Linked DNA regions of Mus musculus: all the other regions are linked to region 2. Evidence: chromatin loops called from intact Hi-C (ENCODE). Cell type or tissue: heart. All regions are shown on one strand. Links, peaks and the distances in the headings refer to the core of each region. The heading gives the core; the rest is flanking DNA. Region 1 has its middle 17 kb from the start of Gm32748. Region 2 has its middle 4.7 kb from the start of Arid5b. Region 3 overlaps Gm46229 (a long non-coding RNA gene). Region 4 has its middle 51 kb from the start of Zfp365. Region 5 overlaps Rtkn2 (rhotekin 2). Region 6 has its middle 41 kb from the start of Zfp365. Region 7 holds the start of Gm51770 (a long non-coding RNA gene).

Region 1 (4,564 bases), core at 245-4,244, 74 kb after region 2:
GGGGCCCCGTGGGGGAGGCAGACCTTAAAAGAGGGAAAAATTCTCTGGATTTCAGAAATTGCCACCAGGTCACAGCAATACTTAATTAACTGAATCCATTAACAGAAGGCTGTAACCTAGTTGTTAAGAAGAAGGAAAAAACAAAAGACAAAAAAAACCACACACACACACACACAAAAACAAAACAAAACAAAACAAAACAAAACAAAAAACCAAGAAAACAAAAAACAAAAAGAAAGAAAGAAAAGGAAGAGCAAAGTTAGGGAGTAGCTAGATTCATTTACTCCTCTGTTCTGTGCTTAGGATTAGCCTTTCAGAATGAGCAACCTGATTTTTTTTTTTTTAAAGGATCCATTTACCTTCCAGGCCTTTTCATAGCAAAACATTTTGTAGGGTTGCAAAAGAGATTAATTTGTTGCCAGTTGCTCCATACTGGCAGGGTTTCTGAATAAAGAATGTAAGCAATCTATCTTTGTTTGTAAGATATAATTAATCTGGCAGTTAAAATTCTTTGGAAACATTCTGATGACTTATGTGGAAAAGTGGAGCAAAGATTTCAAAGAAAAACTCAGAACTGTGTGCAGGGGAAGATAAAAGATATATGAAGTGTTTGTTCTAAGCGATACTATTCATTTACAGATCATAACGTAGCCCCACCCTGGCAATTATTCTGGAAAACAAGACAAATCTTTGTCTAGAGCCTTCTGACGGCGGTCTTGATTTGACAAACAAAATAAGCACATTACTGTTGTACTCTAATAGACTGCAAGCTGTTTTATTAGAGTCAGCTGAATCCTGTTTTGCATAAAAAAGAACACTGTTTGCTATGGAGAACACATTTATGTTAATAGGACTTTGACAAAGTAAAATAAAATCGCATTAAGATGCTGCAAAGAGATAAGACAATGAAATCTCCGGGAGAGAGAGAGAGTTTTGGCACACACTAATTACAGTCACGTCCCTGCAGGAAAAGAATATATTTTTACACCAACTATCCATGTGTTTGAAAATGCAGAGAGCTTAAAGCATAATTCCTGGTCTCGGCATTTCCTGGATGCGTCAGGCCCCGTGTGTCACTAAGGTGGTGACTGTTTTAAAGGAGTCTATCTGATAAATCCCACTTTCATTTTCAGCAGCAAAGGCAGGTTTCTTTCTGAATGTGAGCGAGCCTGCCATCATCCTGCTTAGTTTGAAGGGACTTTCCAATATAGGGCCGCTGAAAACAAGGTTTTAGATTACATGGTAATTTAGGAATGCATGAAAAGTGAAGCAGTTACCATAATAGGGTTCTGGGTAAACTTCATGGTTTTTAGAGCAAAACATAACAACATATGTTTTGTGATTTGTCTCAATGATTATATACATATATATATATATGTATATATATATATATATGTATATATATGCAATTTTGTTCGGGTACTATCAAAATATTTGGAGGCCTCATCTGTGCACAGCATTTTTATAACCTTATTTTGAAAACTGATGTCTCTTCTTTTAGTTCAGTCATTAAAAGGCAGGCGATGATGGACGCCTGAATGCCTTGGGTTTTATGACTAGTCAGTTCCTGGCAGCGGCCATATTTCTTCCCTAGTGAAACTTTAATATTCCTTTGGCCTTGTTTAGGCTAAAAAAAAATTTTTTTTTTTTTTTTCAGGATGTGTGTGTGGGGCAACTTTGCTACTCTGGCTGGCTACTTATAAATATCACCAACCAGATATCATACCAAGCAGATATCTGCCTCTCCCCCGCCCCCTGCTCCCCACCCCCCATGACTTAACACCCCACAAAATGAAGAGGCCAGAAAGGGAGACCTATTCTCCCTGGCTTCTAATAAATACTTCCTGCCCTGTGATTATGCTAGATTCTTTCCTGTTAAAAGAGGCAGGGTTATGGAGAAAACCTTGTCGGTGGACGGCGGCGCTATTGAAGGGAAGTGAGCCTCCTTGGAGTAGAACGGGACTGCTATTTGAATTGCTGCTTTGGAACTTGTCCTGAATGAGGCAGCTTTTATGAGAGGCCCGATTTTCAGCCCAGACTCTTTGATCTTCTTGAAGTTGCAACACCAGACACCAGGTGTCTCCACTTAGCTGAGCTGAAGGTCCTGGGAAAGAAGGTTGTGTCTCCAGAAAGGTTGACTGAAGCCTTGCCTTCCTTAGGGCTCCTTGCCTGGGGAAGTGTATAGGGGCTTGCTGGGACCAAAGAATACAGTCTTGGTGTTCTCACTGTTTTGGTAAGAGCTTGTGCCTCAACAGGGAAGGAACCTCAGTTCTGTATGGAATCCATGAATACTGGAGCCTCAGCAAACACTGAACTAGGCTTCCACATCGACCGTGAGTCGCCATCTTGGAAGGCGAGAAGCCATCACCCAGAGAATGGAAGCCTTTCATGTAGGTGAAGGCCAACTCTGTGGGAACCTTCTTCCTGGAACTCCTCAGCGAAGAGCTGGTTGATGCTCCAGTTTAATGTTCTGATCTCCACGAACACACATGGCTTTCTCCCATTGTTACTCATTTCCTCTCTGTGAGAGGGAAACAGAGAGAAACGACATCAGCCTGTTCCCTTGTGTACTTAAAGAGCTTAAGTTGAACTATGCTACCTCCATTTGATGTCAGGGGTAACAGCAGATGCCAGTGGGTCCCAAAACATGGCATTCCAAAGATGGGAATAAGTATTTTTTTTTAAAAGATCATTTTAAGGGGGACAAGCGAGCTAGCATCTGGAGTAGAGGAGCTTTGGCGAAGGTCCAGAGATGGGAACTGGAGCTTTGGATGCCACAAGAAGGTGGTAGAGAATGGACTACAGAGATTTATCAAGAGAAGGCTATAGTGCCCCCATCCCCATCCAATAAATAAATAAACATTTGAAACATTATTGCATCTCATTACCCTCCAGAATAACTGTGTTTAAAAAAAAATCCCCAAATGCTGAACTCATTTATGATCATCTTGTGCTACATTGTATTGTCTCTTCTCAGATGTACTTGACCAAAGAATCAAGAAAAATAAGCAAAATCCCTTGTAGCTATTTTATAACAGGCATCATCATTACACTATGGATTATTACAAAATTTTCACCCAGTTTGATCAACTTTGTATTTCACCTGTAGTGTCTTAGTCAGGGTTAGCATTGGTAGGATGGAGCACCATGTCCAAAGCAACTTGGGAGAAAAAGGGTTACCTTCCACATCACTGGTGGTCATCAAAGGAAGTCAGGACAGGAACTCAAACAAAGCAGGAACCCAGAAGCAGGAGCTGATGCAGAGGCCAAGGAGGGGTGCTGCTTAATGGCTTGCTCAGCCTGGTTTCTTATAGAACCCACAACCACTAGCCCAGAGGTAGCCCCGCCCACAATGACACAATGGCCTGGGCCCTCCCACATCTATCACTAATTTAAAAAAAAAAAAAAAGCCCTATGGGGCTTGCCTGCAGCCTGATCTTCCAAAGGCACTTTCTCAATTGAGATTCCTTCTTCCTCTTCCAACTCTAGTTTGTGCCAAGTTGATACAAAACTAGCCTGCATATGTCGGTTTGCCATACTTGCTTATTTATATATTTAATAAATCCATAAATTATCCTGGATGTGACTGAGTGTTTTGAAGAACATTCTTAAGAGAAAAATTCCTTGAGTCATAGAATTGTCTTTTTTTCTGGGATTTGGGCTTAGGGTTATGACTTGGAAGGCGAAAGAAGTCAGACAAGCCAGGTCTCAGAGGCCACATGCCAGAGGAAGGAGTTTTCTCTGGAGGACATGATTACAGGAGCCAACCTAGTCTCATTATCGAGGACAGCTCTGTTTCCATCAGACTCCCAGACCATCAAACCGCTAAGAGATAAGGGCTTTAGTGCCAGCCCCACCTCTAAGTATGTGGGAAAATGTTTGTTCCATTTTGGTGTTAGTTTCTTACTATTTAGTAATAAATGTTGAGTGTATATAATCTTGCTGAGTCACAAAATCAACTTTCTGAGTTCATGTTATTGTGCAGGTTTTGTGGACAAGGAAACTGAGTTGCACAGATGAAGCAACTCTCTGGAGGTCATCAAGCTGTAAGTGACACTCTCCAGGTGGCTCAGTGGGTAAGAGCACTTGCTGCTCTGGCAGAAGACCCAGGTTCAAATCCCAGCACCCACATGGGGATTTCACAACCACCTGTAATTCCAGTTCCAGGGAGGACAATGCCCCTTCTGGCTACTGTGGGTACTGCATGCACATGGTATGTTTAGACCCAGGCAGGCAAAGCATTTATATGCATAAACAGACACACACACACACACACACACACACACACACACACACACACACACACACACACAGACCTGACACAGTGATATAGCTAAGAGTAGCCGTACATCGAGTGATCCTTTAAAGATCCATCAGTCTTTTAATAACCTGTACTTGGATTGGATTTCTTCCTATGTATTATCACAGGTCAGAAAGTCTTCTGAGCAGAAGCCACCTAGGACTCTCCTGAATCATTTAGCTCTCTGTGCCTGTTACTACCTGCTGCATTAAAATGTCCAGGGAAGGCACTAATCAACATCTACTTACTCCAGATTGGGTCCCA
Region 2 (4,564 bases), core at 383-4,382:
AAAACTTGAGTTGCTGTATTTTGACAAGATTTTTCTTTGAGATCATCTATGAGTCAGTTTCCTGCCTGACCAAGGCGGCTGCATTTATGCAGGAAACCTCGACACAGTGCCTGAGGGCATCCCTGGATTGTGTATTAAACCTCTCTTAAAAAACACACAGCTTTCCACAGCATTTGAGCAACTTGGGTAGTCTTTAAGTGTCTGTAAATGACTTCACCTAATTAGAACCCTTCTTCTATGTCTCTTGAAGGTAGGCACTACACTAGGCTGCGCTGCTTTAATCTCCCTGATAAGGTCTTCCAAACCCAGCTCTGAATATTTCTGAATATTTGCATTTTTATAATCAGATCCCTGCTAAACCTTCAAACTGAATTTCTCCCCCTCTTCCTCCAGTACCTCGAACCCCACTCCCATGAACATCATAAATCTACTAAATCAATGGCCTATCCGATACTGAGAAAGGCCTTTAAAATCACAGATCACTGTGTTAGTGCCCCCCCCACCTCAAAAAAAATCTGTTCTTACCTCTTTAATGTGATGTTTGATAGACACCTGTAAATTATCTGTGTAGCAACTATCCATACAAAGAAAGTTTCAATTAAGATAAGGAGATTGTATTGAAACAGTTCTTTGAAGTAATGTAGTTAATAGCCTGTTTGATTTCTGCTTGTGAGAGAGTAATAACGTGGATTCAGGCTCCATCAATCACAGAGCAGATGTAAGACTTGAGACACCGACACCCAGGGGAATAGAGGCAAACTCCAGCAGCGCAGGGTCCCTGGGCTAATGTAAAGTAAATACTCATAAACAGATTGAATGCTGTAAGAAGACAATCCATTCAAGACAGTTATAATCATGAAAGCAACTGCTCTATTTATCTATAAAAAGGCTTGTAGTGGGGACTGACTGGGTCTGAGAAGAGGAGGAGGAGGGTAGAGCAGTGTATGTTTACACGAACCAATATTTCTTTTTTTCCCTTGTACTGAAACTCAGTAACCTCCACCCACACATGTATATTCCTGCTGCCTTATGAGCTCCCAATTGAACTGTTACCTAATATATTTAAAAGGTTTAAAAATTAGTATACACACACACACACACACACACACACACACCCTGGGCCTCAAGGGGCTTGGGGGTGGGGTGGGGGAGACACATTATTCGGTGTGTGTGAATCGTTCCATAAAGGATCAGGAGGATTAAGTTAGCTGCAAAACCCAGCAGTGACATAATTAGGCAGCTCGGGCTATAATAAACAGGATCATAAAAAAAAAAAGTACAGTTTGAAGAAAGAAGGCGTCCATTTCGAAACCTCCCATCTCTCCACTCACCTCAGGGCCTCCCCTCCCCTCTTCCCCCCCCACCAAAAAATTGCAAAAGGCAACTGAAGCATTTTTTGACCTTGGCTACAATAATACTTCATGTTTTAGCACTTTAGTCAGCATTTTATCTACTAATTGCTACACACTACCGCGTGTGGCTCAAATCTGCCACTGCAGCTTGCTTTCATTGGTGAGCGAATTGCTTGATAAAAACTGGGAACTCAACCTGGCTATTTCCTTTCTGGCTCCCCCTCCGCGCCCCCACCTCCTCCATTTTTTTTTTTTTTTCTTCTCGCGCTCTCTCTCTCTTACAGCTAGACGACACTATTTTTTAGAAACCTCCCACGCTGATGAAAACAGGGGCGGTGAATGGAACCCCAATGACCTTCCACAGGGCAGGGGGTGGGCGAAAGAGGAGTGTGGGGAGCACTGGGAAAGGGGTGGGGAGCGGGGCAAAACAGGGAGGTGGATCTCGGCCTGCTGATGCCAGGTCACTCAGAAAGCCCAGACCTTGGCTAGTGAGTGTTGGGCAGGGTGACCAGTCAGAGGGGTTCCAGCTGCCCACCTGGGGTTCTCCCCTCACTTGATTAGCCAAGAAGTGGGGATCCAGAGGTAACCCCTAGACAGTGTGGACTGAGTCGTGACTTTAAAAGTCAGCCCGGTGTGATGGTCAGCCACCGCCTGGCCCATCCCCCTGCTAGGCTGGCGCCACGGCGAGCCAGGGCTGGTTGGCGACCGTCAGAAGGCAGCCTCCAGCAGAGCGGGCTCGCCGGGCTGTGCAACAAGTCTACAGTTAGGATGATAAACAGGGTTATACGGGTCAGTGCTTTCCCGGAGACCTCTAGTGGTCAAAGGTTGAGCTACACCTTAAATGTGGGATTCCTGGCTGCAGCAGCGGTCTTCAGGGCTGGGGTGGGCGTGGGATACTAGCCCTGAACCAGGCTGTGGAGACGTTTCTAAATGGATTTCGAATGGGATGCAGGAATGACGTGGGAAACTTGGAGAAAGGCATCCTTGCGCAAAGGTCGCATGATGGTCTTTGTGGACAGGGAAAGCCCCAAGGCCCCTTCTTACCTCGGATGAGTCGCATATTTTCAGCGAGCAAATCATTTCCATTCCTAGGATCAATGTCGAACCTGTTTTGTTTTTTTCTAATGTTTGCAAATTAATTTTGAGTCCTAACTTACCTCAATCACCAAAACCACTTAATTTTAACTAACCTTTAAATGTCTCTGATGTTTATGACTTACATAGCATACAAACGCCAAACTTCTTTTTAAAAATGTTGTATAAAACATACTGACTCTCAATCTCCTTTTATTCTGGCATGTCTTGCTGTTAGAAAGGATGGTAGTAACTCACAACACGCCCCCCATCCGGCTCTTGAGATTCATTTGTGACCCAGCTGGCCCTGGTTGACTTGGAACTTCAGAGATTGGCCTTCCATGTGATGGTATTAATGGCATGAGCTTACAACTGACCTTAGTAAGAGTTATATATATATTTTTAATCCAGGACAATTATTTTAGCTTATAAAAAACAGAAGTCGGGCTGGAGAGATGGCTCAGCAGTTAAGAGCACTGACTGCTCTTCCAAAGGTCCTGAGTTCAATTCCCAGCAACCACATGGTGGCTCACAACCATCGGTAATGGAGTCTGATACCCTCTTCTGGAGTGTCTGAAGACAGCTACAGTGTACTCATATAAATAAAATAAATCTTTAAAAAAAAAAAGAAATCCCAGGCCTATGAAGCTATCAAAAATCTTGCCGTCTTTCCATCCATACACCACACATACACACCACACACATTCACATACACATTGATCACCCACTTACACACACAGAGCATACATATATACGCGCGCGCACACACACACAAAGCACACACACAAAGCACACACACAGTCCACATACAGAGCAAACACACCACACACACTCAAATACACCACACACTCGCATGCACACACAGAGCACACACACATATATACACTTACACATACAGCTAGCACGCACACACCCCATACTCACTTGCTCACTTACACACACACCACATATACACACTCACACACTTAAAAACACTCACACACTTGCACACACCGAGCGTACACACACACTCTCACACACAGCGAGCATATACTTACACACACATCAAGTACACACTTACACACACATTCACACACACATACACGCACATGCACACGCGCACGCGCACACACACACACACACACACACACACACACACACACACACACACACCAAGTCTTGGCTCTATTTGGGGTGAGGATGACAGTGCCTATAGAAATTTCCTCTGTGTGGTTTCAAATAGACATCAACAGTTCCTTGAACTTGGTGACTTACAACTTGAATTCATTTGATAAGCGTTCAGCAACTTCTTACGTTTGGCTGATGTGGATTTGGCTGATGAATCACCACACTGAAAGTCAAGGAATAATCCTTAACGTGTTTTCTCTGTCTCTGAGTCCATTGCTATAATTATGTGTCAGAAGTAAAGCCTAATTCCGATTTCTGAAGTCTCTCAGATAATTGTGGTACAATTATCTAGACTGGGCATCTATGTGCGTTTCTCTATGTTGGGTTGTCAACCAAACCCATGGGAGTGCCCGTACCCACCCACATTTAAAGTGCCACAGATTGACAAAGCTAAGGCCTTTTTTTTGGGGGGGGGGAGGCTAACATATGTAAATGTGGCTCATCTCTAAGGGCAGGAAGAGATTCAAGGCCTTGGACAAGAATAGCCCGGAGGTTGTTCCAATCCTCTTTGTCAATGACTTTGGATCAAGATAAAACTGGGTAAGCTTCCACAGAGTAAATCTAAACTAGATGAGTCTTCAGAGAGTTGCCCAATGTGTTCTTTAAATTAGAAAAATATATTACTTTATTGTTTTGTGTGTATGGGTGTATGGTGTGTATATGTGTGCTTGTGTATATGTTCGTGTGTGTGTGTGTGTGTGTGTGTGTGTGTGTGTGTGCATGTGTATATGAAAGTCCATGGTCACACTGGGTGTCTTCCTCTGTCATTTTTCTCTTTATTTATTGATTCAGGGTCTCCTGCTGAACCTAGCCAATTCCAGCTATTCTAGCTCGGCAGTTTATCATCCCCGCCCCGCCCTACATCCCTCCTCCTCCATCCCCTATCTTTTCCTCCAGAGTTCTGGAATTACTGCCGTGCCTGCCTGGCATTTGTGTAGATGCTGGGATTTTGAGGCCCAGGACTCAAGGCT
Region 3 (4,564 bases), core at 345-4,344, 970 kb before region 2:
TGCCTTTCAAACTTCTAAGCCTTTGTGGCATTTTCCTGTTCTCACTTCGCTTGCATCTTGCCCTAGGAGTGCTAAAGGCACAGATGTGGGCCCCTGATCTGGCTAGCTCTGTGAATTCTGGGAACTGACCTCAGGCGGCTGGCTTGCCCAGCTAGTCTTTTACCCATTTTTCCTGGCCCAGGCTCTGTTTTATTTATTTATTTTCAAGACTGTGAGTCACAATCCAATATAGAGCCAAATGGGCGGGGGATGGGGGTGGGGAGCCTGTCATGAAAAAAATTGGCAAAATTGAAGGGTTTTTAAATGCTCAATGAACAAAAATTGATTAGAATAAAACCTCTAGTGAAGGTGTTTCTGGCTATGCTTGCCTGTGTCAAAAACCTGACACAACCTTGGCTCTGAGCACACAGTGTGTCTGCATGTGCTCAGCATGCTGTCACACTATGATACAACTCAGCTCAGAGTTGAGCCTATTATAGATCATTAATTACAGAGCTACACTGCATGTACAGCGTTCTCTGCTCTTCTAGAAACATAATGGTTTGAATACACAGAGGCTTTACTTGACTCCTTACCGTCATTCCGGAGCATGGAAACACTGTATGGCTATTGTATGAGATTGTAATATGATGCAATGTTTGATTTTTGAAATTGCCGTTTAAGTCTGAGGAAGTGGCTCATCGGTTAAAGCACTTGCCAGACAACCAGGAGGGATCCCCAGAATCCACATAAATGCTGTGTGGGCGTGGTAGCTCACCCGTAATTCCAGGACTAGGTAGATAGAAGTAGAGGTGTGGGAATCACTGGAGCAAGCTGGATGTCTAGACTAGCCATGTAGGTGAGCTCTGGGTTCAATTGAGAGACCCTGCCTCAATGAATAAAGTAGAGACAAAGAGGACCCCACACATCAGTCTTGGCCCTACACAGTCACACAGAGATACAGACACACACACACACACACACACACACACACACACACAGACATGCATACACTCAAAAGTACACACATGCATGCATGCATACACATATACACACATGTGCACAATTCATGCACACACACGTGCACACACATATACACATATACATGTGAACACACATTCATACATGCATACAACATACACATGTTGCCTGTGCCCTGGACAGCTCTCCACTCAATGTTACCTGCTCTTGGGGTTGAGGGTGAGGTGGTGCAGAGTCAGTGACACAGACTCCCGGGAGCAGATGAGAAACACTGCCGCAAGCTCATCTGAACACTGCTGCAAGCTCCTTTAATACCCTCCACCCACCCCACGCCCCATTGGTCCCAAGAAAGTGTCTCTTCTAAACAGCAGTTCCGATTGTTTGACATTGTTTGCACTAGCAATCCTTGCTCTCTCAGGCAGGCCTCAATTAGGTCCTCCTGCAGGAGATGCTTTTGTGGCTGTACTGCTCTCAGTGTTCACACAGAGCACTGTTCCTGCTACTTACACACACACACACACACACACACACACACACACACACACACACACACACACAAACACACACATGCATGTACATACTCACACCCACACCCACACATGCATATACAGACACACACATGCACACACGCACACATGCACACACTGGCAATATACATGCATCTATACACAGATATGAATGAGTACATGCAATACACACATGATATGTAGAAGGTATTGTTTAGAGGGTAGGAAATGGCTTGCTGTACAAGTGTGAGGGCCTTTGTTTTGGTCCCTATCATTCATCTATAAAGTCAGGCATGGCAGCAGGCCCCAGTAATCCTAGTGCTGGCAAAGCAGAGAGTCTCTGGGCTTACTGGCCAGTTAATAGACTCCAGGTTCAGTGAGAGACCACGTCTCAAAAAAATAAGACGGAAGGGGCTGCTCTTCCAGAGAAGCTGGCTTCAATTGCCTGCATCTTCATGGCAGTTCCTAGCTGTTTGTGACTCTAGTCCTCCGGGCTCTGATGCCCTCTTCTGGCCTCTCTAGGTACCAGGCTCCCATGCTGTGCACAGACATACATGCAGGCAAAGCATTTATGCCATAAAAATAAATAAGATGGGACATGATTGAAAAAAGGATGCTGCCTATCTTAATTAGGTTTTCTGTTGTTGTGGCAACACACCATGATTAAAAGCAAACCTGGGAGGAAAGGGTTTATTTTAGCTCGTGAGTTTCATGAAGGGAAGTCAGGGCAGAGAGCATGGAGGAGTGTCACTTCCTGGGTTAGTCCCTCGGGCTTGCTCGGCCTGCTTGACCGGCTGCCCAGAGATGGTGGCTGAGGTTCCCTCTTCTCAGATGACGGTGACTTGAGCCAAGGTGACCAAAAACCCAAACAACAACAACAACAACAACAACAACAACAACAGCAACAAATCCCACCACCACAACAAAACAACCAGTACACCCTCTCCGCATGAATGGACACAGATAACTCACATACACACACACATACACACACACACACACACACACACACACACACACACTAGACAAAACAATATTTAAAACTTGGAAACCATTTTAAAAGTTGCTGTCGCAGTTGCTAATTGGAGTGTTATAAAATTTCCCTTAGTAGGGGCAGGGGAGTCAGCTCAGTGGTGGCGAGTTCCAGAGCTCAACTCCCAACCCCCACAGTGCAAAAACTGCAGCAGCACATTTATTTGCAGTTAGGCATTTGTTTCTTCTACCTTTATGTATCTTCAGGTCCAGTTTTTCTATTAAATATTACAGGAATGGTCACTTGGCTCCACTTTAATTGAAAAATGCCTTTTAACATCATCTGCATTTGGCTAGCCATCTCAGATCATTTGATTATGCTTCTTTTACACAGGTTGAAATGAAATATGACTCTGTTCAAGACTCAGACCGAGACATGCATGGGAAATCACACGTATTCACCTTACTCCCTTCTGCCCACACCGTGTAGGCATTAATAGCGATGCCCCCATCCCTGTCTGTATCAGATGCTCATTCTGACCTTGGAGAAACAAGTCCGTTCATTGTCTTCCTCCTTGAAAGAGAAATTAAAAACTACTAAACACACATTTCCCCTCTCCCAGTTCCAAGTCTGCTTTCCACCACATCCTGTCTGGACATAAAAATGCAACCTCCGATTCGAGTTTGTTATTGGTAAGGACTTCCAGACACTGGGAAGCAACTCCTTCCTGCCACAATCTCCACCCCTCCAGAGAGGGGGGTGGGGAAGAGAGAGAGGGAGAGAGGAGAGAGACAGAGACATAGACACGAGACATAGAGAGACAGAGACACACAGAGAGACAGACAGAGACAGACAGACACACACGGAGACAGAGAGAGTAGAGAGAGACATGAAGATAGAGACACAGACACAGGGACATAGAGACAGAGAGGCAGAGAGTGGCACACAGAGAGACAGACAGACAGACACAGAGACACCGACACATGGACCCCTCTCCACAAACACACACACACACACACACACACACACACACAGAAGAGACACACAGAGATAGAGACACAGTGGCAAAGACAGAGATACAGAGACATAGACATAGGGAGACAGAGACACACAAAGACACACACAAAGACACACACACACACACACAGAGAATTAGGCCCAAAGTTTCAAATGGTTCTTACAAAAAAGGTCCAGCTACTTTTTTCATTATAATAGGACCCCTCTTCTAGCAAAGGAAATGGACAACTTCCCGTACGATTTTAACACTTCTACAGGAAGGCTCTGGTTACATTCCAGAATAAAAGATGGCTAGACAGAGCTGTCAGTTCTGCGGCAATAAGAATGACTTAAGATAGTGGAGCTTTTCTCAGGACCGTGGAATTGTGGGTCATAGATAGCTGTTTTTGCTATAGTCCTCTACGTGTCATAACCCATTGGTATCCTCGCTGTAATTTCAGGCTGCTGCCTCCACCCTTCAAAACTGCAAGAGTCAAGATTCTACAACAAGAATGTCTCTGCCAACTTGCTGCTAACTGGGAAGCATAGTGAGTCATTGACAGGGCAAAGGAACAAGACAGGCAATCTTTACTGCCTAACACAGGGTATCAACAACGGTCAAAGGGGGAGTTTTCCCTGTCTTTAAAATAACATTAAAGAGTCAGAGGACCAGGACAGCGGCTGTGTGATAGTGTTTTCTAGACATGGCGGGGATGTGCATCGATCCAGTCCAGCAATACGTTTACCTACACAAGGCTTGCATCATGACCACGGGGGTTGAGATGTGGATGGAGGAAAATTCACAAAATCTCACCATCAGAGTTCACTTGACACAAATCTAGGCATAGCCGGGAATAGGGAAGAGGAGTTGCCTCCTCCATCAGACTGGCCTGTGGGCATTTCAAATTGGTAACTGATGCAGGGGGATTCCACTGTGGCTGTATAAGAAAGGTAGCTGAACTAGAAATAAGCCAGCAACAAAAATAATAATAGTAATAGCAATAATAATAGTAATAATAATAGAAATAATAATAATAATAACTAACAATAAAATAGTAATAAGCATTGTCCCTACATGGCCTTTGCTTCAAATTCTGCACTCGATTCTGCCTCCACTATCTTCAATGAT
Region 4 (4,564 bases), core at 312-4,311, 420 kb before region 2:
GTTAACTTTCTATAATATACAGTTAGAGCAAAATAACTCCCTCTTGATATGTGTCTGTCACCACAACTGTTCCCAGAATCCTTTACTTAAAAGCAAAAGGAAGGTGGGGTGGCACATATCTTCAACCTCAGCACTCAGGAGGAAGAGGCAGGTGGATCTCTGTGAGTTTGAAGCCAGCCTGGTCTACAGATCGAGTCTAGGACAGCCAGGGCTACATAAAGAACTCTGCCCCATACTTGAAAAGCCAAAACCCCAAACCCACCCCGCCCCCAAAAGGAAGAAGGTAGCATGGGTCTCCTTTAGAAGAACCAAATTTTCTGTTTACATTTTCACATTTACTTTATGCCAGGAAGAGGATTTACAGAGGGCAAGAAAAGCAGGGTGTCGTAGCTCAACTCTTTAAGATAAAGTCAACAAGCTGCTTCCTAAAGCAATTGAGCTTGGTGCCTTATGCTTTGAGGCTGAGGCAGGGGGATAGATAGAACTTTGAGGCCAGTGTGGGCCATGTAAGTGAGTCCCAGTTCAGCTTAGAGTACAGTGTGAGACCCTGTCTCCAAACAATTAAAGAAAGAAAGAAATGTAGGGGCAGGGGATGGGGCTTGTGGAGGAGAGTGTCCACCTGGCATGGGCTTTATCCTCAGCACCTCCTAATATTTGGTACAGAGGTGCACATCTGCAGTCCCAGCACTTGACAGGGAGCAGCAAAAGGGCAGGATCTGTGCTCATACACACAGCTGCACAGGCCCACTCAAGGGCAGCCTCAATTACATAGTAAACCCAGGGCCTCGGCTAGGCGAAACATTGTCTCTAATAAATAGATTAAACAAATGTATTTTAAAGTAGTTATATTCAGCGGAACTGCTCTTCATAATTTATCAGTTGTAAAATGACCTCAGCCATATTTCCTTATCTCTATCTATCTTGCTCCACCCCCAAACCCGATGTATACTCAAGTTTTCCCCTATGGGTACAGATTGTAGAAAGATGTAAATAGGAACAACTTTTGACATCACCGAGAGCAGAGATGGTGTTTTCTCACCTGTGCAGGTACCTGCAGCATTCGGCTCTCCTGCTCTGAGAGCTAACAGCAATGGAGCAATGGAGCAATGGAGTAAGAGGCTTCCAGGAAGAGGTTTCCCTGTGTGCCGGACCCCTTTGCAATGCCATGTGCTCACCCATGTCATCTTTTAAGGGCTAATTATACACCTTGTGTAGAACTGTGGGTGTGACTCTCCTGACCATGTTACAGATAAGCCTGCCGACAGAAATGAGATTCTTGACACAAAGTTACCAACTCTGAAACGAGATCTCACCAACTCCTAGTTGGCTCTCTCTTTAGCATTTGCTTTGCCAGCTAATTGGGTCTGGGTCACGATAGTCAGGGTATTAGTCATGGCAACGGTGTGGATCATTGAAGGCCTGGAAAGAGATTCAAGGAATGCTAATCTCCTACCAAACACTAATTTCTTTGTGAAAATCCTTTTTGCCTTGAAGTACTGAAGTGACACCGTGAATGACTAAGGTCTTATAGGTCATCAAAATTGTCCTTACTAATTAACATTTTTATGTATTATTACCAATAATCTGGACACGCCATTTAACTTTCTTGTGGAATTAAATTTCAACAATCGCCATTTGTGTCTGTTGTTTTTCCTCCTAAATATGAAGAATGGGACTCTGGGTTCCATAAGTAAACTGCCTAATGCTCAGTTATGGGGACCTGAGCTTGGGTGCCCAGAGCCCATATGTCCTAGCTAACTTTAACTGTTACTTGTCCCAGCAGGGAAGGAAGTCTCGACTGAGTGATATCCCTTATCATACTGGCCTGTGGGGGATTGTCTTGGTTGTTAATTGATGTAGGAGGGTCCAGTCCACTGTGGGTGGCACCATCCTCTGTGCAGATGGTTCTGAGCTGTATTAGAAGTCTAGCTTATGGTAGAGATGGACCTGAAAGCCGGCCAGGAAGCAGCATTCCTTCATGGTTTCTGCCCAGTGATACCCTGTGGCTAACGGCCCCTTTCTCTCCCCTGAGTTGCTTTTGGCCACAGTGTTGTCATAGGAACAGAAAGGAAATTAAAGTGCCATCTACATGTTGGACACAGTGTTTTGTGGAAACAGCAAACTTCAGTTTTGGTAGGAGAGGCAGAGAAGGTGTGGAGGGAGGGCATCCCAGCGTCAGACTCTGGCTCCCTCATGTGTTCACATGAACAAGTTTGTATGCATACAGAGAGAGAGAGAGAGAGAGAGAGAGAGAGAGAGAGAGAGGAAGACTGGGAGAGGGAAGGGGAAAGGGAAGGGAAGAGGGGAAGGGGCGGGGAGTAAAAGGGAGGGGAGATAAAATGAGAGGGGGGAAGGGAAGGAAGGAGAGGGGGGAAGAGGGAAGGAAAAGGGAGAGAAAGGGGAAAGTAGGGGGAGGGGAGGGGAGGGGAAGGGGAAGGGCTGTGTACTTTCTTCTAGCCATTAAAAATAAAATCCCAGTGATTTAACTTACCTATTCTAGCTACTTTTGTGCCAGTTAGTCAAGATTCCAGGCTACTTAACTTGTATGGATATTGGGACTTTCCTGTCTAGAAGAAAATCCCCTGCCTGCAAAATCAGCAGCTTGTTTGTTTTCTGCCAATTGTAATATCTTGGGTAAGACACCAGGTGGCGGTAGCTCCTCTAAGCGTATATAAAGTCATGTTACAAACACGTTCAGATTCCTGTGTCAGTAAGGTGGGCTAAGGTAGAAAAGAAGTGGGGTCTGGGGTACAGCTCAATCGGTAGGGTGCTTGCACTCCGGGAACAAAGCCCTGGGTTTGGTCACTTTCGCTGCATAAGCCCCGTGCCTATAATCTCAGCACTTAGGAAGTGGGGGCAGGACCTTATTGAAAGGGAGGAAAAAGGAGGAGAAGGAGAGGGAGGGAGAGGAGGAAGGGAGGGACAGAGGGAGGGTGGGAGGCTGAGGAGTCTCTCAGTGGGTTAAAAAAACTTTCTATCAAGCTTGACTGTGTGTTAGATCCCTAGAACCCACACGCATAGTTGAAGCGAAGAACCAACTCCCGAATGTTGTCCTCTGACCTCCAGACCTCCACCTATGACCTGTTGCATGTTCACACGCATAAAAAGAATCGCTAGATAAACAAATGCAAACACACAGAAATGCTATAGTAAAGAAACCCACACACCAAAGAGGGAAATACGTTAATGTTATGGGTGTAAAATATGACTTTCCATGTATCTGTGGAAAACATGGGCAAAAATAGGTAACTTGGCTGACGAATCATTTTTCGATAGAGATAGTATTTTTATTAAGTATACTGGAGATGACATACTTGAATACACTGTTATGGCTTTGCCTGTAAAGCATATGACGTCACGGACTTAGGCAACAGGTCAAAAGAAATCCATTTTTTCCCTTCTGATTTTTGTGGCTTAAGGACTTGGACATTGCTAGGGGTTTGGATAAAAACTTGGCTGCACAGGTGCATGGTAGAAATAAGTTTTGTGCCAGAATAATTGGTACCGATGTCACTCTCTGCCAATGGACTGGCTTCCCTCGGACTTTGCAGGTGTCTTACACATCAGCGACTCCCGCTGCTTCGCTGTTTCACCATTATACTTCCATCTCCTGACAATGAGGTGCTAAGAGTCGTGAGCCTTCTGGCAGGAGAGCATTACACCTTTTGAGAAGTCACCTGTTTCATCCCTGAATCACCAGTAAGCCCATGGCTCTCAGACAATCATACCTAAGGTGCCTGTGAGGCCAAACAGACACTCCTCTTTGAGAGGATCATCACAAATGTAAAGTCATCAGAAAATACGTTGATTCTGAACATCAGGAAACCTGGACTCTGGGCTAAGAGCCTGGTTAAGTCCTCACCTGTTTGGAAACTCATTTTGCTGTGGGGGTGGGTGGGGGTGGGGTGTTGTTAAAGTCCTTCTCAATCTCCCCTGCAAGGATTCAGCGGTCCTTCAACACACCATGGCCCTCATCTCTCCATATTTCTCCCTTTAGATTAGAGAAGAATCAAAAACTCAAGTTAGGTTATGGGTGAAAGGTATGGACAGGGGGTTAGCCTGAGCTAAGATATAGTGTAGAAGGACATGGCCTTGGGTGCACCCCACCTGGGAGACTCAAGCTCTGTTGCTCTTCTTCTGCGTTGACACGACCTCTTAGAAAGAGGCAGGTCCATTCCCTCATTCTGGAGTTTAACCAGATTACGTGGTCAGAGCCAGGCTGTCTCCATAGTGGGCTAGTCCAGAGGAAGTCACTTAGATTCTCAGCACCGCCTTAGTGATTTGCATTCAGCTCACCTGGGTAAGGCTATGCGCTGTCCTAGTTTTAACACCACTCCTCGTGATGTTTTTGTTCAAGGACGTTTAGGAAACGCAGGTCCGTGTACACAGCCCTTTACTTTACCAAACGAAGCAACTGAAGCTTGGGTAGACATCTGGAACAGCTCTTCAAGCGCCTCCAGTTTTCATCGGGAAGCTTTCCTACCGCCAACATTCCTCTTTTTGTGATTTATTTCAGTGTGTGTGTACATGCATGTGTGTTTATAGGTAAGTAGGGATGTGCACT
Region 5 (4,564 bases), core at 172-4,171, 300 kb before region 2:
TACGTAGGGAGGGCAGAGGGCAGCTTCGTTTATTCCTTTATTGTTTTCCACTTTGTTTGTTTGTTTGTTTTTTGGAGACAAGGTCTTGCTGTGTAGCCCCTGGCTGGCCTGGAACTCAGGAACTAGAGGAGGCTGGTATGGAGTCACAGAGATCTGCCTGCCTCTGCCACCCCTGTGCTGAGATTAAAGGTGAGAGAGAGAGAGAGTGAGAGAGACAGACAGACAGACAGACAGTATTTCTTTTTGAACCTGCAGCTTTCCATATTTGCTAGACTGACTGCCAGTACCCCCCAGGGTCTGTCTGCCTTCACCTCCCCAGCCCTGAGGTTACAGCCCAGACGCCACGGTGCCTGCTTTTCTGTGGACACTCAGGTCCTTGTGCTTGCACAGTGAGCATCTCCCCAACTCCCCATTTCTACTCTTACTTATCTTAAACATTTATTTTTATTTATGTATTTATATGGGTGTGTACATGAGTGTGGGGTACCAGGAGAAGGCGTTGGGTCCCCTGGAGCAGGACTCATAGTTGTTTGTGAGCTGCATGCTGTGGGTGCTGGAAACTGAACTCATATTCAATGGAAGAACAGCAAGTATTCCCACTGAGCTGTCTGTCCAGCCCCTATCTCCTACTTTTAAAGGGTCCAGCTATTCTGTTTTTAGCTTTGTTCCGTCCATTCTGTCTTTTTTTTTTTTTTTTTTTTTTTTTTTTGGTTTTTCGAGACAGGGTTTCTCTGTATAGCCCTGGTTGTCCTGGAACTCACTTTGTAGACCAGACTAGCCTCGAACTCAGAAATCCGCTTGCCTCTGCCTCCCAAGTGCTGGGATTAAAGGCATGCACCATCACTGCCCGGCTCCGTCTTAGCTCTTAACTTTTACTATTAACCATACCAGGACAGTGACACAGGTTTCTGTTTGACCTGATGGAACCCCGAGAAAGGAGATTGCTAACCCACTCACTCTGGGGACTCGTTCTTCAATGGTGCAGCAGGATGCATGCGGGGCAGCTTTTCTTATTGGCCACAGTCATCCTTAACTCTGCCTGGCTGTGCTCTGTGGTCTGGGCTGTAACAGTAATGATTTTAGCTCTTCAGTCCTCTTGGAGGCCAGTCAACATGACTGCATGCCCAGCGGGCGCCCCCTCCTTTCCAGATCCTTATTCACACTGGATGGCCCGAGACAGCAACTTCTCCCCAGCAGTACCATGCACACCTACTAAGTAAAGACTAATTCTCTTGCTCTTTAAACAGTTCCTTGCCTAAGGCTGCTTAGTTTTGCTGGTCAGAGGTTTTCTTCTCCCGGGCAGGGTGGATGTGTGCCGACAGGTTGTGTGGTCAGCATAAGCTTTCGGCAGCAGTGGACACTGTTAACTGAATGTATTCAAAGACAATGCAGATGTAGCGCTTAGTAGGCAGTTCACCCTGCAGCCTCAGCCCTCTCTCACTTGCTCGACTAGCTTTGACAAAGGAGTCAGGATCCTAGTCTATAGCGCATCTAAGCTGAAGTGGGTAAGAGGCCACTATCTTTTAAGTTTCTCAACTCTGCCACTGTGGCTGGAAAGCAGCCAGAGCCAGTATGAGCTAGTTGTGATTCAATCCGGCTTTTTTTACGAGCTGGTGTGATTCAGGACAACTTTATTTACAAAATCACACATGGACCAGACCACAGTTCACTAACTCTCGCAGTAAAGGGTGGAATTCTAGAAATAGCTTCTGCATATGCCTTATTTCCTTAAGGGACGTTAACTTAGTCTCATGCGTAAGCTTTTGTTTGTTTTGATTTAAGACTTTGAGGTTCTTATCCCTTCCATTTCCCAATCCTCTGTAATCACCGAAGTCTTTTTCAGCTGGGGAAGAAAATGCACTTCCCAGATAGATGGAGGCCCTGAAGCCCAGGCTAATGTGTAGTGTGGCCGTGGCCCCCTGCTGGTTACTTCAGGTTATTGCAACCTTAAATCTTTGGATTTCACTGTCCACAGTAGCAGTCCACCTGCTATTTTGAACGCTAGAGTGGTGGTTCTCAACCTTCCTAACGCTGCGACGCTTTAATACAGTGCCTCACATTGAGATGACAACCCCCCCCCAGTGTAAAATAATTTTGTTGCTACTTCAGAACTGTCATTTGGCTACCGTTATGAATTGGTATAAAAAAAATGAACAAAATACCTGATATGTGACCCCCAAAGGGGTCTCCACCCCACATTAGAAGACCGTTTAAAAAAATGCTCTTCCCGTCTCCAAAGACCTAATTGGATGGGTCAGGAACTTTAATAAGGTTCTTTCCGTGTGCCTCAGTTGGTTCTCGGATGTAGCCAGCTTTTCAGAACCTCTGCGCCAGCTCAATCAGCTGTCTCGTTGCTTCGTTTAAAAGGCAAAGCTGAACTCCGAGGCACCAGATGGCATTTATTTATATTGGCTCTGTGGGGTAAAGCGGCTCATCCCAGCTTCCAGTCGCTCCCGGTGTGCACTTACCAGCGCTAACCAGCCTGCCGCCGTCTACCGTCTATCACTGTAGACATGTGGGTCACGTAGATGGTTCTTAGAACTGATTGCTGATGATGTGAAAGGAGAAACGACATTGGGGCTTGCAAGTCATCCATAGATGACGTCGGAGTTGGTGGAAGGCAGTCATGGTCAAAGAAAGGAGTGCAGCAAGGGACAGCGTTGGTAGAGTACCCCAGCTTGAGTCAGCACATACTACATGACAAGGTTAGCCTGTGACGATTCCATGTTGTGGTAACAGAAGGTAATTAAACAGATCTGTTCTCTCATGTGAATAGCTCAGCCGATTAGGCTTGGAGAGTCAAGTCAAACCATCTAACATTTTGCTTTCGGGGGTAACCGCCATAGACTCTCAACTCTCCTAACCCTCTTCTCTTCCTTTTGAAATGATTGTCCTTTTAATCCTTGACACTTATTAGATCCTATCCACATTTTTAAATTGAATTTCGGTACAAAGAAAAAGTAATAGGTTTTTTTTTGTTTTTTGTATTTTGTTTTTAAACCTCTGAAGCCAGGATTGTCGCTTAGAAATAGACACGCGTGGGTTCTGTGCCCGTTCATAAAGAGGCCTCTGTGGCTTCTAATGTTTACAAAGTTTCTGGGAGTGAACAGAGGACTTTGCATCTGGTGTGTAGACTTTTAATGGTACGAATGAGACTTGTATATTGAGTGAGGCCATCATGCAGTCACTAAATAGAAAAAGACCAAGACCCAGAACTAAGCTACAAAGAAATTTCTTGGTGACTCCAAAATAAACATGGCCAGAGATGAGTCTCTGTCCCGGCAGCTGAGGCCTCTGGCGATTTCCAGGCATATCAGAGCCACCTGTGGCTCTCATGATCTGTGCATGTGTGTAGTGTGCTGCTTACAGTTGTTAAGGTGGTGGTGGCAGCCGGGGTGGGGGTGGGGGTTATATGCACATGTGTAGAAAAAGAGGGTCCTGGGTCCCCTGGAACTGATATTACATGCAATTTTGAACTGCTGGATGTACGCGCTGGGGCCCGAACCCTGGTCCACTAGATGAGCATCAAGTATTCTGTTCTTAATTGCTGAGTCGTCATTCTTATTCACCCGCTGCTTATTCTGTATTTCTTAAGGCTGTCTAACAAATGACCCACAAATCCCCTCCCCACCCCCAGTTCCAGAGATTGACAGTACCCCACCCCCACCTCTGCAGGCCCTCAGGAACACCCCTTCCATGACCCCTTTAGGCTCTGGCTACTGGGATCAACCTGTTGTGTTCCATCTCTGTCTTCACATGGCCTCCTCGTGTATCTGTCGTCATAGGGCTCTGTCTCTGTCTCTCTGTCTCTGTCTCTAACTCTGTATCTCTCTGTGTGTTTGTGTGTCTTGTGTGTGTGTTCATATGACCAGTCCTGTTTGTGAGTCTTCTTGTAGCCCCTTTGGGTCTACATCTATATGTGGCCTCTCTGTATGTGTCCGTTATCTTTATGTGGCCTCTGTGTTTCTGTGTCTTTTCGTGGCCTCTCTGTGGGTCTGTGTATTTTTGTAGCCTTCTCTCTCTCTGTGGGTCTGTGTCTCTTCCTGGCCTTATTAAAATTTGAGACCCATTCTACTCCATTGTGACCCCATTGTAATTAATAACACGGGAAATTCTGTATCCAAATAAGGGCCCACTCAAGGGTCAAATATGGATTTTGAGAGCTCTGTTAAGCTAACGGAGGTTATGGTAGCAAGATGTTCTTCTCATCTTTGTTTCTTTTCCTTTTAGCCAGTAAATTGAAAAGAGTTCCTAATAATGCAAGAAACTTGAGAATCTTGCAAATAGCTTTTGCAAATGGCTGTATTTGTTTCACTCTGGGAAGCTTGGTTTCATCCTCAGAATGGTATAAAAAAAAACAAACAAACAATGTCTACTACGTTTCCCACCCTCTGCCTGTCTTAATCGTAGTTCTAGACTCTTGCAACCTCTTACGGAGGATTCTCTATTCCAGGACTGCAGCATCCGAGAGAAAATAGACTTAGAGATCCGCATGCGAGAAGGAATATGGAAGCTGCTCTCGCTGAGTACGAAAAAAGACCAAGTTTTGCATGCAGTTAAGAAC
Region 6 (4,564 bases), core at 370-4,369, 410 kb before region 2:
TAGATAGATAGATAGATAGATAGATAGATAGATAGATAGATAGATAGATAGATAGATAGGAGATGGAATGATGGATAGAGAGATGATAGATTGATGGATAGATAGATAGATAGATAGATAGATAGATAGATAGATAGATAGATAGATAGATAGACAAATAGATGAATAGATGAGAAAACAAAACAAGAACTTCAGAAGTTTAGTGTAATGAGACAGATTTCAAAAGCACACAAGAAAAGAAGCACTTCAAGCACGTGAGGCAAGAACCTTAAAACCATGATGCAACCACTGTGCTTGTAACTCTTCTCTAAGTGATAACTCACAGGCAGGTATGGGATGAGCTTGGCTTACAGCATCCAAATGGAATGGCGGTTACACTTAACGACGGGTAACTCAATTACATTGTGTTTATGAGACAGAACACATAGTACCATTAAGAACATTAGTGGTGAACACATCTCAGCTCTGTTTACTCAACCTCCTACTGATCCTACTGTTCGAATGCCATGGCTGTCCCTGGGTTGTGGCCTTGTCCTGGCTAAGGATCATTTAGGAAGCAGTACTATTCAAGAACACTAGCACTCTGTTGAGTTTCTCTCCAGTTCTAGCCGCGACTCCTCACAGTCAACAGAACGTCTGCTTCTGCCCCTTCATTTCCGAAGACAGAGGTGGGAACGGGAGAAAAATTCATCCTCATTTCTCCCTTTGACGCAGCTAATGGCTGAAATTTCCTAAGAAGTCGGGAGGACAGCACATCGGCTGGCACTGTGCCACTAGTATTGAGAGTTCCTGAGGAAGAGGCACTATGTTAATTATTTTTACTTCCCTGTGATGTCTCTGGCAAAAGAAAAAAAAACTCTTTAAAAAAAAGATAATTTTCTTTGGTTTTGGTTTGCAGAAAATTCTAGCATGATGGGAAGGCATGGTGGAGCCTCTCATATTCTCACTAGACAGGAAGCAGAGTTGAGGGTGTTTGTGTGTGTGTGTGTGTGTGTGTGTGTGTGTGTGTGTGTGTGTAGTCATGTCTGTGTATATGTATGTATATGTACCCATGTTTATATCTGTGTGTGTGCATGTGTATGTATGTATGTGTAGCCGTGTCTGTGTGTGTGCACGTGTGTGCATGTATGTGTGTGTGCATGTGTGTAGTCCTGTCTGTGTGTATGTGTGTGTATCCATGTCTGTGTATAAGTGTGTGCATGTGTATGTAATGCATGTGTGTAGCCGCATCTGTGTGTATGTGTCTATGTGTGTATGTGTGTGTGCATGCATGTGTGCACATGTGTGTAGCCATGTCTGTGCGTATGTGTACCCATGTTTGTGTGTGTGTTAGTGGTGGGATTTAAACAATCCCCAAATCCCAAGAACCTCTCCCTAGTAGGCCACTTTTTCCAGCTGGGCTCCACCTCCACCTAAAGGTTCTAGAACCTTCTAAGATATTACCATCCATGGAAAGACTAAGTGCTGGTAGCATGTATCTGTGGGGCACATTTCATATTCAAGTGAAAGCACACTATCGGCTTTTACCATAATGCAAACTTTGCGTGTGTATTTAGCCACACAATAACCTCGGAGAATTTAGGAATAATTGCCAGGAATTATTGTTAATTACCTGATTAACAACAGCTAAATAAATGTGATTTTTTTCTTTCTTTTTTTGGCTTCTTTTCTTCCTTCCTTCCTTCCTTTCTTCTTTCCTCCCTCCCTCCCTCCCCCCACCCTCCCTCTCTCTCTCCCCTTTCTGTCTCTCTCTCTCTTTCTCTCTTTTTTCTTTTTCGAGACAAATTCTTACTCTGCAGCTTTGAGTGAGCTGGAACTCACTATTTAGATCAGGTTGTCCTTGAACTCGGATCTACCTGCCTCCCCCATCACTGAGATTAAAGTTGTGTGCCACCATGCCTGGCTTTTGTTTATTTTCTAATTGATTCAAAGGTTTAAAAATGTCCTCCAAAGACCTTTTCTTTATTATAATTGTTGTTCTTGCTGTTGTGTATGCATGCATGATACATGTGCAGTGCCCAGGTACCAAGGCAAAACTGTGGATACCAGAGGACAGTTTATGGGAATCCATTCTTTCTTTCCATCGTGTGGGTCCCAGAATCTAATTCAGGTCTTCAAGCTTTGTGGCAAGCATCTTTGGGATATCTCATTGGCATCGATAGTTCAGTTTTTAGCACATCAAAATCACCTTTCGGACCTTCAAGTGGAAATGCTAGGCTGTAGTCTGTAGCATTTTGGGAAAAGGCTGTCCCTGCAGTGAGCCAAGATTGAGATTCAGATCTTTACTGTCAGACAAGCACATGAGGCAGCAGTGGCCAGCGTCCCCACTTATTACACTTATTGCTCTCAGGTCCACTTACAAGACTGGGAAGCTTCCTGCAAAAACCCAAAGACATCCCTACCTAAGAAGGGTTGACACCCAGAGAGAGGCATTTGCAATTAGAGACAGTAGTCATTTAGGACCAGAGCAGTTCCTAACAGTAGAGGGCAGCACCGTGCATCTGTGGTTCCACTCAGCCACTGCTCTGCCACTGTTCACTGGTGGCTTCACCTGCAGTTGTGGACATTGACACTAGGGTAAACAGAAATGCTATCAATTAGGGCTTTTCCCAGCACACCCCCAAGCCTACTGTTAAAAATGTAGCAAGTAGTTAGGAGAATCCCATAAAGGACACTTGTAGGAGAGATGGCCTGTGTGGGGAGACACTTGTAGGAGAGATGGCCTGTGTGGGGGGCATTGCTTGAGAGACTTTCTTAACATCAACCTGGTACTGAGCTCCTATCTGGGCATAAGTTGGGCTGGAATGGGAGACATATTTCTTTGAGCACCTATCTATGTCCGGAATACCTTTAAAGGGCTCAAATTCCACTCTCTATAATACCAGTATTGAGAGGCCGTAGCCAAAGCCACATGAAACAAACATTAGCCTTCATGTCTTAACATATTTCTTCCTTTATCTATCCTAAAAAATTCCAAGCAAGTTAGTAGTTGCATATGATTCACATATACTGAAGACAAGGTAAAATACGGGACAGAAACACATTCTCTGAGCTCCTTCTTGCAATAGAAGATGAGTAATGCAGACTCCAAACTGCTCATTGTGGAGAGAATAGGAGACTATCAGGAGTGCGCAGCCCTAAGTGCAATTGATCAGTGTCACATCTCTCCCCACACCTCAGGGATCAACTCTGAGGAGAAGGTGGAGCCAGAGGTATCGTAGCTGGATACAAAGAAACAATGTTTTCCTGGGCATGAAAGGGCAATCACACATATAAACTCACTGTGGTTGGGACAGCAAGCTCAAGGCAGACAAAAATTTCAGGATAGAGGTCAAAGATAAGCATGAAATTCCCTAGCCAAGAACCTATTGGTAATTTGATGGCTTCTGCGAGAGGGAAGTCAGGGTTTCCTTAGGGGTGTTGCCCCCTGGTAGATGGATCACAATGGGGGGGGGTAATATATACACGCCCAAGCATGTTTTGGCAGTATAAATTGGATTCCATGGGTTTACTACTATTATTTTTGTAGGGACATAATTTAGGTAGCTATAGAGACAGGGCTAGATCTGAGAGTAGATCAGAAAGGAAGTGAATACGATCCTATCAGGTTGTATGAAATTCTCCAAGATTTAATGAAAATACTTTTAAAAGAGAAGAAAAATAAGTTTCTCTGAATAGGCCTGTGATTCAGCTCCAATGTCTCCACATTCCTTCATTTCCATTATTTGGGAATATTGTCTTTCATATTTAGATAAAACGAAAGATGGAAATATATTCATTTCCTCTCTCATTTCTGTGACCAAATACCTGACAAGAAGTAATTTAAGGAACTTATTTCCTCTCACAATTTCACAGTGAGGAAGGTGGGGCAGCCGGGACTCAATGGCAGAGGGTAGCAGCGCATCTTGTTCTATCTTGGCAGGTCCAGTGGCAGAGACCGGAGTAGTACTGGGCTATTTCTTCAATTGCACTCTTCAGAGACCCGCTTTCTTCCGTCTGTTTCCCTTTCCTAACTATTCCACAACCTCCTCCTCACCGTGCACCTCCAGCTTTGAAGCCTCTGTTATGGTTTAAATGGGAAGTATCCCCACATTCAGCCACGAATGAGGGGGGGGGAGCAAGGAGGAGGAAAAGGAAAAGGAAGGAGAAGAAGGAAAGGAGGAGGAGGGGAGGAGGAAGAGGAGGAGGAAGAGGAAGAGGGAGGGAGGGAGGGAGGGTCCAGAGACAGCTGAAGAATTTGGTTATGGAGTTACAAGAATAAAAAGTCAAATATAGGTTTTAATGTATGGAGAGGGAGCTATCCATATTGATTGATTGTGGACAAGTTATTGTAACATCAGAATGGAAAGCTATCATAACACGATGAGAAGTGTGTGCATAGATGTATGGAGGTATGTGTATAGAGGTCAGAGGGCAAAGGTGAGTGCCATTTCTCAGACACTGCCCATCCTTGGATTGGAGGCAAGTTCCCACAATAGCTGGGAATTCACAGTGTAGGCTAAGCTGGGTCACAGAGCCCCATTGTCTGCCTGTCTCTATCCACCCAGCCCTGGGATCACAAGTG
Region 7 (4,564 bases), core at 341-4,340, 130 kb before region 2:
TTTGGGCTCAGGGAAGTGAGGGTAGGGGCGGGGCCTGGACACAATACAAAGCTTCTAGGTGCCACACCTTGCCACATAGCTCCAGGTATAGACAACTAGATCTAGGCTGCCTGTGTTCTAGGAGCTCACAGAGGCTAGAGTTAATTGAGAACTGACACTTGGCACGGGGGCTCGAACCAGAACCACGGGAGAGCTGTCATTCTTTGGGACCAATAGAACAATTTGTTCTAGGTTTGAGGGTTCTTGTAAACCTTGCTCTAAAATGCAGAGAGAGACCTGGTAAGACATGAAGTATGGGGAGCCACGCTTGACAGACCAACTGGTAACAGAAGACCATGGTGAGGAGCTAGAATATTGATAGCTCTGTGACTGCTGAGTTCTTCTGGGTAATTTACAGAGCACCTCCATTCCACAGCTTCAAGAGCCGGGGAGATCGTTCAGGTTGTAAGGGGTTTGCCATATAAGCACAGAGGCCTGAGTTTAGATCTCTGGAAATCAGTCAAAAAGTAGGGTGTAGTCGTTGTAGACCTGACCCACCCTGCAATCCTTCGGTCACTTCTCCAGATGTGTGGGGGTGCCTTTGTCCACAGACACTCTCTCGGGTTTCTTGTACCCATCACGTATTGTCTGTCTCAGCAGACTCTTAAAGAGATGGTAGGTGCTTGATGTACGGTGATAGAACTCGCAGAACTCTGTATTGAGTTTTGAAACCAGTGCCTGTCACTTAATATGAGATTTAGTAAATTCTTTACTATTTTTGTGTGCATATGTGTGTGTGTGTGTGTGTGTGTATGTTGTGGGTTCAAGTTCCACCTTGTGTCGGGACTCGAATCCACAAATGTGTGTGTTTATGTGTGTGAGTGTGTATATGTGTGTGTGTGTGTGTGTGCCCTCATAGGCCAGAAGGTGCCATTGGGATCCTTTGGAGTTGGTTGTTAGCCAGTAATGGGTGCTGGGAACTGAACTCAGGTCCTCTGCAAGAGCAGAAAGGACCTTTAAACCACACAATCATCTTTCCATTCCCTCAGCATAGAGCGAGGCTTTGTTAAACTGCATAGATTGCTGGCTCCGCTGGGGCAAACATATACCTCTAGAGAGGGAAGGGTGGCTGGTCTACCCCTTATCTTTGTGCCTACAGCATTTTCCCTCAATCAAGATCACCATTAATTAGGGGAAGTGGGAGTAGCATCTACATAGATACCTATTGGTCTAGCGAGCCTGAAGCCCAAGAAAAGCCAGAACACCAAAGGAAAGCAAAATGTTTTCATAGGGGAGATGTTATACCAGGAGGGCTTTTAAAGACCTCCATCCCTACAAAACTGCATTAAAAAAAAAATCTTGCGGATGCTAATCTGGGCCCATTGATAACATAGAAATGAAATTGAATTTCCAATAAAGATTTTGAAAACAGCGATCAATAAAATAGGAGACTAATCTGCAGTTAAAAGTTCCCAGTAATGGGGATAGTCTAGAGATTTCCTAAATAATGCTTTTATCTTGATTGCAAAATAATCCCCTGTCACAAAAAAAAAAAAAAAAAAAAAAAAAAAAACAAGGCGAATCAAGGTAGAGAACCATTCAGTGGGAATTAAAATGTCATGCTTTACAGGGAATAAAGTGTCGCAATCACCAGAGAAACACACATCGCAAATGTGTTAACACAAAATTACATACATCACTTAATTATGTAAGTGCATAGCTCCCGAGTAACCCATTAGCTAAACATGTTGGGCTGTGGTTGGCTATACACACTCAGTGCGTTTAGCATAGAAGGGCCTGGTATTATGCTGGGTCTGCCACTGTAAAGCCTGGATGGCAAGCACTATTAAATCGGGAGGCAATCACACCGAGAAGGAAACATTAGCAAACAGTAGACAATTGAGAAAAGAAAGTACAGTGAGCCCGTATTCTGTCACATACAGTCCCCAAACCTTATATAACCATCCACTGTTTGCTTCATCTGGCTCCCATCCCAGGTGTGTTCCATGCTATCTTAATTTTATAATAAGAGACTGCCACACCCAATGTTATGAACACACACACACACACACACACACACACACACACACACACACACGAGAGGAAAGTACATCTGATGATGTTCACAGGCAAGGCCACTTTCCTGAGGTTAAATCATCTTTTCCTTCATGTGTCTCCCACTGGTGTTGTTGGGAAGATTGCCATTGGCTACCCAAGTCTCACAAGAAAGCAAGGAGGGGGCAGCTATGGGCACAGGTGGCTTTGCATTCCCTGTGTAGTTCAGACAACTGTAGAATCAAGAGCAAACAGTCATCTCTCTCTGGGTGAAGTTTGCCCATTTGCTAAAAGGGAGGGCTGGTTGCTCTATTCTCACAGATTATGATGTTGAAAGAATGTGAATGAGACAATACTAGACAGCGGACCACACACTCGAGGCCCCAGTGAATGGCAGAGGCTGTTATTATCACAGCGATATGCAGAGGCATGTTGGAGGTAATACATCAAGTAGTTCAGAAGCCAAGAGCTGGCTGAAGGGAGAGGCATGGAAGTTCTGGCAACTTCTGAGCCCTCAGCAGATGTGAGCACCTGGCAGAGCTCAGGAATTAAAAATAAGAACAGAGAGATATGGTATAGTTTGATATGAGCATCAACAGGCCCTCCTGGAGGCTGCAATGTTATAGTGTCTACAAAATAGGACTTCTAAGACTAGGTTGATTGTATTTGGTGAAGGAAAAGAATGATCATGTAGGTAAGCATTGCCTTAATAAGACTGCACTAAGGAAGAGGAATCCTCTAAACAAGACTGTGTTGTGGAAGGAATCACCACACAGAAGGTTCTGCGTATGGCAGGAGACCAATAAACAGACAACAAATCTAACAGGCTTAAATAGAGTGGGCCAAGAAGAGCAATCTGTTGGCTGCAGAATCTTAGTAGAGGCAGATCATTCAGGAAGGCTGAACTCCAGTTAAGGGTCAAATTTCTCTATGATCTTTCCTATTAGTTTCTCTGTGTACGTTCCTATTAGTCACATCATAAGCTTGTCTATGGTAGAAGAGAAGACAAGTCAGGACAAGTCACATGGTAGAAAAGGAAGAAAGGGGCCTTTATTTCTGTTCACCAATCCAACACTCAATTCTGAAAGTTCCAGCTTTAACCGAATCACTGTCTACCGGATTAGATTGCCAGCCTATGGCTGACTGTGCTATTCCAGCTGGTGATAAAAGAACATCGTGAATGTGTGTAGTCAAAGTGATGGTAGTTTTATTGGCTTTGATTTAAGTATCCCCTACTCACCAGGCCTCTGTTCTGATATCTGGGAAGTGACAACTTCATTAAATAAAAAGGGAATTCATTCATTGACCAAACATGTCTAGTGGGCTTATATGTGTTGCACAGTTAAACACAGAATGTCATTTGAGGGCCTGAGTAATGATTCAGTTAGTAAAGTGTTAGCCATTCAAACATGAAAATCCGAATAGATTCCCAGCACTGGGTACTGAGGCTCACGACCGCAACCCTAGTGCTAGGTGGTGAGATGAGTGGAGACAGGAGATCTCTGAGCTAAGCCAGTCAGTCTAGTTAAGTGGTCAACTCCAGTTTTAGCAAGACACCATTTCAAAAAGCAAGGTTGAGAGAAAAGCACTCACTTGCTGGACTAAACAGTCACACACACAGACATAGACACACAGACACACACAGAGATATAGACACACACACAGACACACATATACACAGAGAGACAGACATACACATAGACATACACATACAGAGAGACAGACAGAAACACATACATATATACAGACAGACATAACCCCCATACCATACCACACCACACATGTACCACACACACAGACAAACTCCCATACAACACATCATACATACACCACACCCACACACACACAGAGCCAATGCTAACTGAAAACTATGGGATTTGTCTCTTTTTTTTTTTTTCTAAAAATCTCAAGTGTGTTAATTCAGGGATTAATTGATGTTCTTTTAGAATTAAAAAAAATTACACTTATTTTTTTATTTGGATGGGCACACATGCCATGGCACATATTGGTATCAGATGAGAACTTGTCAGGATCAATTCTCTCCTACTTTGTGGGTCCTGGGAATCAAACTCAGGAAGACCTAGGCTTGGTGACAGGAACCCTTTTCTGTTTCCTCCCTCTGCCCCTCTTCTGTCCAGTGCCTGTGACCACCTTTGTTTATGCTTGCTCCTCTAGGGAATCTTAGGTTCTTTCCATTTTTTACCATGTGGCTGTGACAGTCCCCGATACATAGAAGCTTTCCTGCAGGAATGGACACTCTTTGATTCATACATGCTCCTTACCTAGTGAGGGCAAGGCTGCAAGATCCTAAACCTATCTTTCAGACAAGCTGTGGAATCAATCTTAGGAGCTTTCTAGAACACTCTTAGCTCCTTTGATGGTGACTTTTCCTCTTGCAGTGAACAAAAAAAAGTAACTTAGGGAAGCAAGGGAGGGTTTACATCCAGTCCCAGTTGAAGGATATAGTCTATCCAGGTGTCAAGAGTTAGGCATTTGGTTACATTGTAGCAGAGAGAGATGAATACTCCCC

What was found. A loop is a pair of places that touch in the nucleus more often than their neighbours do. Peaks named below come from ENCODE experiments on the same cell type or tissue, not always from the same donor. Only the 100,000 strongest peaks of a DNase experiment are listed, where the experiment ranks them.
Region 1: a loop joins it to region 2, with 2.3 times the contacts of the local background. A loop is called at or near these places in 8 of 42 quality-filtered maps.
Region 3: it touches region 2 in a loop (3-fold over the local background); 3 of 42 quality-filtered maps call a loop at or near these places.
Region 4: a loop joins it to region 2, with 10 times the contacts of the local background. A loop is called at or near these places in 11 of 42 quality-filtered maps.
Region 5: it touches region 2 in a loop (2.6-fold over the local background); 14 of 42 quality-filtered maps call a loop at or near these places.
Region 6: it touches region 2 in a loop (6-fold over the local background); 11 of 42 quality-filtered maps call a loop at or near these places.
Region 7: a loop joins it to region 2, with 5 times the contacts of the local background. A loop is called at or near these places in 23 of 42 quality-filtered maps.

Annotation. Positions count from the first base shown.
Region 1 is chr10:68,355,160-68,359,723 of GRCm38, forward strand. No RefSeq gene overlaps it. Among named protein-coding and RNA genes, the nearest start is that of Gm32748, 17 kb to the left of the region's middle. In heart, for the core only: CTCF peaks have their summits at 2,071 and 4,166; no DNase peak of the experiment used is centred there.
Region 2 is chr10:68,281,154-68,285,717 of GRCm38, forward strand. No RefSeq gene overlaps it. Among named protein-coding and RNA genes, the nearest start is that of Arid5b, 4.7 kb to the left of the region's middle. In heart, for the core only: CTCF peaks have their summits at 1,484 and 2,171 (motif pointing left); DNase peaks (open chromatin) are centred at 1,498 and 2,088; H3K4me3 peaks cover 1,221 bases; H3K27ac peaks cover 1,089 bases.
Region 3 is chr10:67,309,520-67,314,083 of GRCm38, forward strand. It overlaps Gm46229 (a long non-coding RNA gene), which reads left to right. Exons shown (of 2, transcript XR_001779791.2): 2 at 3,897-4,110. Among named protein-coding and RNA genes, the nearest start is that of Gm46229, 7.8 kb to the left of the region's middle. In heart, for the core only: a CTCF peak has its summit at 1,982 (motif pointing left); DNase peaks (open chromatin) are centred at 1,982 and 2,252; H3K27ac peaks cover 412 bases.
Region 4 is chr10:67,859,846-67,864,409 of GRCm38, forward strand. No RefSeq gene overlaps it. Among named protein-coding and RNA genes, the nearest start is that of Zfp365, 51 kb to the right of the region's middle. In heart, for the core only: a CTCF peak has its summit at 2,639 (motif pointing right); no DNase peak of the experiment used is centred there; H3K4me3 peaks cover 240 bases.
Region 5 is chr10:67,982,854-67,987,417 of GRCm38, forward strand. It overlaps Rtkn2 (rhotekin 2), which reads left to right. Exons shown (of 12, transcript NM_001359319.1): 2 at 4,454-4,564. Among named protein-coding and RNA genes, the nearest start is that of Rtkn2, 5.6 kb to the left of the region's middle. In heart, for the core only: a CTCF peak has its summit at 1,924 (motif pointing left); no DNase peak of the experiment used is centred there.
Region 6 is chr10:67,869,508-67,874,071 of GRCm38, forward strand. No RefSeq gene overlaps it. Among named protein-coding and RNA genes, the nearest start is that of Zfp365, 41 kb to the right of the region's middle. In heart, for the core only: a CTCF peak has its summit at 2,490 (motif pointing right); no DNase peak of the experiment used is centred there.
Region 7 is chr10:68,148,645-68,153,208 of GRCm38, forward strand. All of the region lies in intron 4 of Arid5b (AT rich interactive domain 5B (MRF1-like)), which reads right to left. It overlaps Gm51770 (a long non-coding RNA gene), which reads left to right and starts at 2,462. Exons shown (of 3, transcript XR_003948901.1): 1 at 2,462-4,564. In heart, for the core only: no CTCF peak of the experiment used is centred there; no DNase peak of the experiment used is centred there.